2 separate regions of the Mus musculus genome follow, and region 1 is linked to region 2. The links are chromatin loops, found by intact Hi-C in ENCODE. Cell type or tissue: gastrocnemius. All regions are shown on one strand. Each heading gives the region's core, and the rest is flanking DNA. Links, peaks and the distances in the headings are about the cores only.

Region 1 (2,905 bases), core at 313-2,812, 140 kb after region 2:
TGCATGTGCTGAGGGTGGGGAGTGGGGAGTGGTGACTCTCTGCTATCCCCTGCGCCTCTCCTTCCCTAGCCTGGATGCCCAGCCCTGTGATCCATGGCAGTGCCATCGATACCACCTGTGTTCACTGGGCCCTGACCTGTGGGCGGAGAGCTGTCTGCCGCTACTACGACCATGACCTGCTCCGAAACCGGTAAGCACCAGGGTGGGAAGTTCATGTCAGAGCACACCCATCCTGCAAGTTAGAGACTGCCTCTAGAGAGCTCTCATCTAGCTGGTCTGGAATTCACCGTATAACTGAAGCTGGCCTTGAATTCCCAACCTTCCTGCCTCTGCCTCTCAATCACTGGGATTACAGGCGTGTGCCACTAAACCCTGGATACTTTCTTTTTTTTTTTGAGTCATGACCTCATTTTATGCCCATGCTGTTCTTGATCTCACTAGAGCAGCCAGGCTGACCTTGAACCCACAACAGTCCTCCCACCTCAGCCTTTTAAGTGCTGGGATTTCCCACATACGCATCCATGCTGGATAGCTCCCCAATGAGGAAAATGACAGTTAAAGAAAGAGACCCCAGGCTCTTATAAATGACAGAGCCATATCTCTCCTCTAAGCTATCAGTCAGCAGACAGTCCTTACCCTCCCCCTGGGGCTCAGTCTTCCTATCTGTACAATGGAGAGCTCAGAGGAGCTCAAAGGCAGGAATGGATAACATAGGCTAGGTAGATGTAGAAGGACTTGAAACAAGACAAGAGCCAGCTGGGGAGTGGCTGCCTCTGTCTCTGAGCCACAGGACACAGTTCCTGCAGTCTGGGACTGTCTAGGGAGGCTTCTCTGCAAAGGAAAAGCCAAACAGGGGTCTTCAGGAGTTAGGTGGGAAAGGGGAATCCTGCTTTTAGGATATGTAGGGCTAGCCTGGGTCATCCTTCTGTCAGTGACAAAGTAAGAGGGATGTTTAATCTCTCCCCGACACACCCCAGGGTCCCTGCAGAGCTTCCCCCCTCTCCAGGCCTCAGTACATAGTTGCACCCGGTCTACTGACTCTACCATCCCCACGCTGAGGCTAACAAGTACCTGAGGCGTGGGCTCCTGAGTTCAAGGTTTCTCGTTCTTCCCTCAGATTCATAGGCCTCCAGTTCTTCTTCAAAAGTGGATCCCTGGTGTGCTTTACCTTAGTTTTGGCCATCTTGAGGCAACAGAGCAGAGAGGCCAGCACCAGGACCACTGTAAAGAGCTCGGAACTACAACAGCTATAAGCATCAGGACCAGAGAAGAAGCCTAAGGATTCCAGGAGGTTGACGGTCCCAGCCCCACCCTGACCAGGAGTGGCATCCTCTGAGCGTTTGCCAACAATGGGCAAATCAGCACCCACGGTATCGGAAGCACCACCGTCCAGTGCCTGAGGGTCCTCTACTAAACTGTGAAGTGACTTTGAACACACTTCTGGCCTTGCTTGCTCTTTGGCACCAAGGAGTCACTGTGTTGGCCATTTCTCAAGCAAGAGGGCCATCCCCATTCCTCCCCCAGCCAGATGGCCAACCTGGAACCTAGCTTCAGTGGTGGGGAGGAGCTATACGGCACCTCTCTCCCCTGATTCTAGAACAGGGAGTTAGACAGACTAGACCATGCTGTGCTCCACCCAGTGCCTCAGCCCGGCTCTGCCACTTGTGGAGACCCTCTCCATGCTCTCTCTTAGGCTCCAGCTGTGCACATCTGTGCAGTCAAGGCCTCCTCCCCAAGCCCCAGCGGCCTTCAAGTAGTGTCTATTTGGCGCCCCCTGGAGGCAGAGTTCAGAGATGAGATTAAGGAGATTTCCAAATGCAGGAGGGAGGACACTATTTGATTGACGTGTGTGGGTGGGAATTTTAGCTGGAGCAGGCGAGGGATTCTTTGATTCAGAATGTCGCAGCTTTTGTCATCAGGGAGCCACAGTTGGGAAATGGAGGTTTATCCTTTCTTTCAGAGACCTTTTAACTTCAGAGACCACTTTATATCGGGACCTGCTCCTACTAAATGTATATTGTCAAGATCTCGCACGTTTGACCAGGGACCATCAAAGTCACTGTAGCTTTTGGGAATAGAAACCTAGTCCATATCCCCAGGACTTTGTAACTAATACCTGATACTGTCGTAGCCAAGTCAGGGGTGCCGTCTGGTTCTGTGAGGTCTCTGGACCGATGTGAGGTCTCAGGGCAGAGAAGAGCAAAGCCAAGCTCTGCATCGTGCAGCATCCTTGGATCAGATCCCTGGAACCCCCAATTCTTTTCCAAGTCAGGCCTTGTCCTGCTTTCTGGCTAGGCTCATCTGACCCAGTTGCTTCCAGGCAGTAGAAGAGAAAGCCCTGATCTACTCCCAGCCTGGCCTGGTAATGCTACACGCCCCACCTGTGTGGCTAGGAAGGGAGGTAAGGAGCTACCAGCAGCCTCCCTACCTGTGTGCCAGCTCTTAGCCTTAGCTGGGGTACTTGTTCCCAGTGCAAAAGAAGGGACTATAGAAGTCTCATTCCTGTCAGGCATGGTGGCACGCATCTGTGACCTAGCATTTAGAGACTAGATCAGAAGTTCAATACAATGTATTTTTCACTCAGCTCCATAGTGAGTTTGAGTCTAACCTGGACTACATGTGAATGTCTCAACAAAGAATAGAGAGAAGGAAAGAGGAGAAGAGGAGGAGGACAAAGAGATGAGCCTGGTTGCTGAATTTCCCACAGTTGAGTGTTTAACCAGTGCCTGAGCCTACACTAATCAGTGCCAAGAATTTTGAAGTCACTTTCACCAAGACAAGTCTGTTAGCGGGTTTCCATTCTGTCTATTTTCCTGTTTCCCAGTTTGTACAGGAATAGCCTGGCTGTATACATACAGCTGATTATTAAATTTGTCTCTGCATAATGACTCTTCCACGACAAAAA
Region 2 (2,905 bases), core at 248-2,747:
GGGAAGATGAAAATCCCTGCTCTTCTTGACCTTCCTTGACCTCAGAGGGCTTTGAAGCAACCCCAAGGATGATCTCTGGTAGCATGAAGTAAAGTGGAGGCCGGGCTCAGAGAGATGCCATGAACAGGACCCCAAGCTGAGGTACATACCCACCCATGCTGAGCTACATACCCACCCATGCTGTGATGCTTTGAATAGGAATAGCCCCATAGGCTCAAATATTTGAATACTTTGTCCCCAGTTGATGGAACTGTTTGGGGAGGATTAGGAGGTGTGGCTTTGTTGGAGGAGGTGCGTCGCTGGAGATGTTTTCTTGGGGTTGAGGGTGGGGTTTTATGTTTCAAAAGCCCATGTTGTTCTCAGTCACCTCTATGTACCTCATGTTTATGAATCAAGATGTAAGTTCTCAGATACTGTCCAGTGCCATGCCTGCCTGCCTGCTGCCATGCTCCCAGCCACAATGGTGATGGACTTACCCTCTAAAATTGTATGCCCCAAATAAACTTTCTTCTACAGTTGTCTGTGCATAGTGTCTCACTACAGAAATAGGAAATGAACCAAGACAGAAGCTCTTCCAGATGCCTGGCTAGTATTCCAGGTTGCATCTGCTATGTTGTTATTAAGGAATGCTAAGGGTGAGCACATTTAACCTGGGACTTGTGATTGGACGCTGATGCTTCCAAAAACCAGTATGGTGGTTACAAAAGGAATCGGAGAAGATCTGAAGGGGGCGAGAGATATGAAGGCCAGAGCCCAGTCCCTTACATAAAAAAACATCCTTCCCCATCCTCTGTGAGGATGCTCCTCTGGAGAACGCTGCGGTTTATTCACATCTTTGGAGAAGGGCATTGTGGGTAGGTGTCCATCAATACTTTCGATGCTAAGGAACATCCAGTGCCCTAGGAATTTCAGTAGGTGGTCACAGGCCTTGAACCAACCCAGAACCAGGCTCTAGGGCAGGCCTCAAGACGCCATTGATCTCAATGGGTTCCGACAAAGGTCCTGGCTTGCAGGCATGTGTGTACCTGTTGGGAGAGCTAAGGCCAAATGCTGCTAGCTGGGACTCAAAATTTAGCTCAGGTGGGTGGCTGTCCTTGGGAGAACTACTGCTGTCTTCAGGTTTCTATTGCTGTGCTGAAATACAATGATTAAGATCAAAGGAGCTTGGGGAGGGAAGGGTTTATTTAGCTTATGTTTCCCCATCATGGTTCATCACTGAAGAAGTGAGGACAGGAACTCAAGCAGGGCTGGAACCTGGAGGCAGGAGCTGATGCAGAGGCCATGGAGAAGTGCTGCTTACTGGTTTACTCCTATGGCTTGCTTAGCAGGACCACCATCCCCGGTGGCATCACCCCTCATCAATCATTAAGGAAATGCCCTACAGCCTGATCCTTTTCTTTTTGTTTGTTTGTTTTTGTTTTTTGAAACATGGTTTCTCTGTGTAGCCCTTGGCTGTCCTGGAACTCACTCTGTAGACCAGGCTGGCCTTGATCTCAGAAACTCACTTGTCTCTGCCTCCCAAGTGCTGGGATTAAAGGCGTGTGCCACCACTGCCCGGCTGCTACACACCACTGCCCGGCTGCTACAACCTGATCTTATGGAGGCGTTTTCTTAATTGAAAGATTAAGGGTTCCCCCCTCTCAGAAGACTTTAACTTGTGTCAAGTTGACAGAAAACTATCCAGCACAGCGCTTCTGTGCCTGGCTGAAGGCACATGGGGCTTAAATTCAGCTACCTGGTAATTTTAAGCCATGTAATAAGCCCAGAAGTACCTTTTGGGAAATCCTGATTTTGAGTATCTGAGATAACAGCAATCACAGCTGCCTAAAAGGTCAAGGTTGGAAAGTCCGAGTCTGGCTTCTTTGTGGGAGCCTAGGTTGATCTAGGCCTGTGTGTCAGGCTAAGCCCACTTAGCTTGGGTCTGGGATACATCTGCTTAAACGTGGAGAAGTCTAGACTGCAGGGAAGAGAGGCCTCCCTCTGGGCTTGGCTGTGGGCTCTGTGGCCTGAGGGCAGGGGTCATTAAAATATATTTTCTGTGACAAAGTTTCAAGGGAGGGAGGGAAGTACTTCAATGATGCTTAGGAGAATGTTGACTGTTGTACAGAACTTTACTGAACAGAACAGTGTGGGGTGAGAGATGCTGGGAATTAGGAAGAAGCTGGGAGGAGAGTAAAGGTGTGTGTGTGTGTGTGTGTGTGTGTGTGTGTGTGTGAGAGAGAGAGAGAGAGAGAGAGAGAGAGAGAGAGAGAGAGAGAGCGCAGGCCAGACACTGCTATTGGCTGTCATCCCCAGTAGCTCTCCACCTTATTTTTTGAGACAGAATCTCCCACTGAACCCGGCGTTTACTGATTGACAAGGCTAACGTTCCAGTGAGCCCCAGGGATCTTCCTGTGTGTCTGCCCAGTGCTAAGATCTGCTCTGCCCAGGTTTTTGTTGTCATCGTTGTTGTTTTAAAAAGCATTCTGTGAAACTGAACCTTGGTCTTCAGGTCTTTGGGATTGTATGGCAAGCACTTTACCAACTAAGCTACCTCCCTATCTCAAGAAGGAAAGGTTCTTAAGTCTTGTGAGTTTTGTGTGGTTATTTTTGTTTTTGTTTTTGCTTTTCAAGACAGGAGTTCTCTGTATAGCCCTGCTGTCTGTCCTCAAATTTGCTGTGTAGACCAAGCTGACCTCGAACTCAGAGATCTGCCAGCCTCTGTCTGCTGAGTGCTGGGATTAAAGGTGTGCACCACCACTGCCCATTTTAAGTCTTAATTACAGTTCCGGCTTTTTTGTTTTTTCTCTCCTCTCTCCATTCTCCTTTAATTTTTAGAACTCGGGCAATACGTTAAACTCTAGACTTGCCTTTCCTCCTCTGAAAATCGGGCACAACCATGTTAACCTCTTGGCTGGTGAGAGGA

The links. A loop is a pair of places that touch in the nucleus more often than their neighbours do. Peaks named below come from ENCODE experiments on the same cell type or tissue, not always from the same donor. Only the 100,000 strongest peaks of a DNase experiment are listed, where the experiment ranks them.
Region 1: it touches region 2 in a loop (6-fold over the local background); 30 of 42 quality-filtered maps call a loop at or near these places.

The regions. Positions count from the first base shown.
Region 1 is chr7:99,658,389-99,661,293 of GRCm38, reverse strand. Slco2b1 (solute carrier organic anion transporter family, member 2b1) reads left to right here. Exons shown (of 14, transcript NM_001252530.1): 13 at 70-190; 14 at 1,118-2,905. The coding sequence ends at 1,253. Among named protein-coding and RNA genes, the nearest start is that of Gm25409, 6.0 kb to the right of the region's middle. In gastrocnemius, for the core only: a CTCF peak has its summit at 1,777 (motif pointing left); a DNase peak (open chromatin) is centred at 1,760.
Region 2 is chr7:99,799,613-99,802,517 of GRCm38, reverse strand. No RefSeq gene overlaps it. Among named protein-coding and RNA genes, the nearest start is that of Neu3, 27 kb to the left of the region's middle. In gastrocnemius, for the core only: no CTCF peak of the experiment used is centred there; no DNase peak of the experiment used is centred there.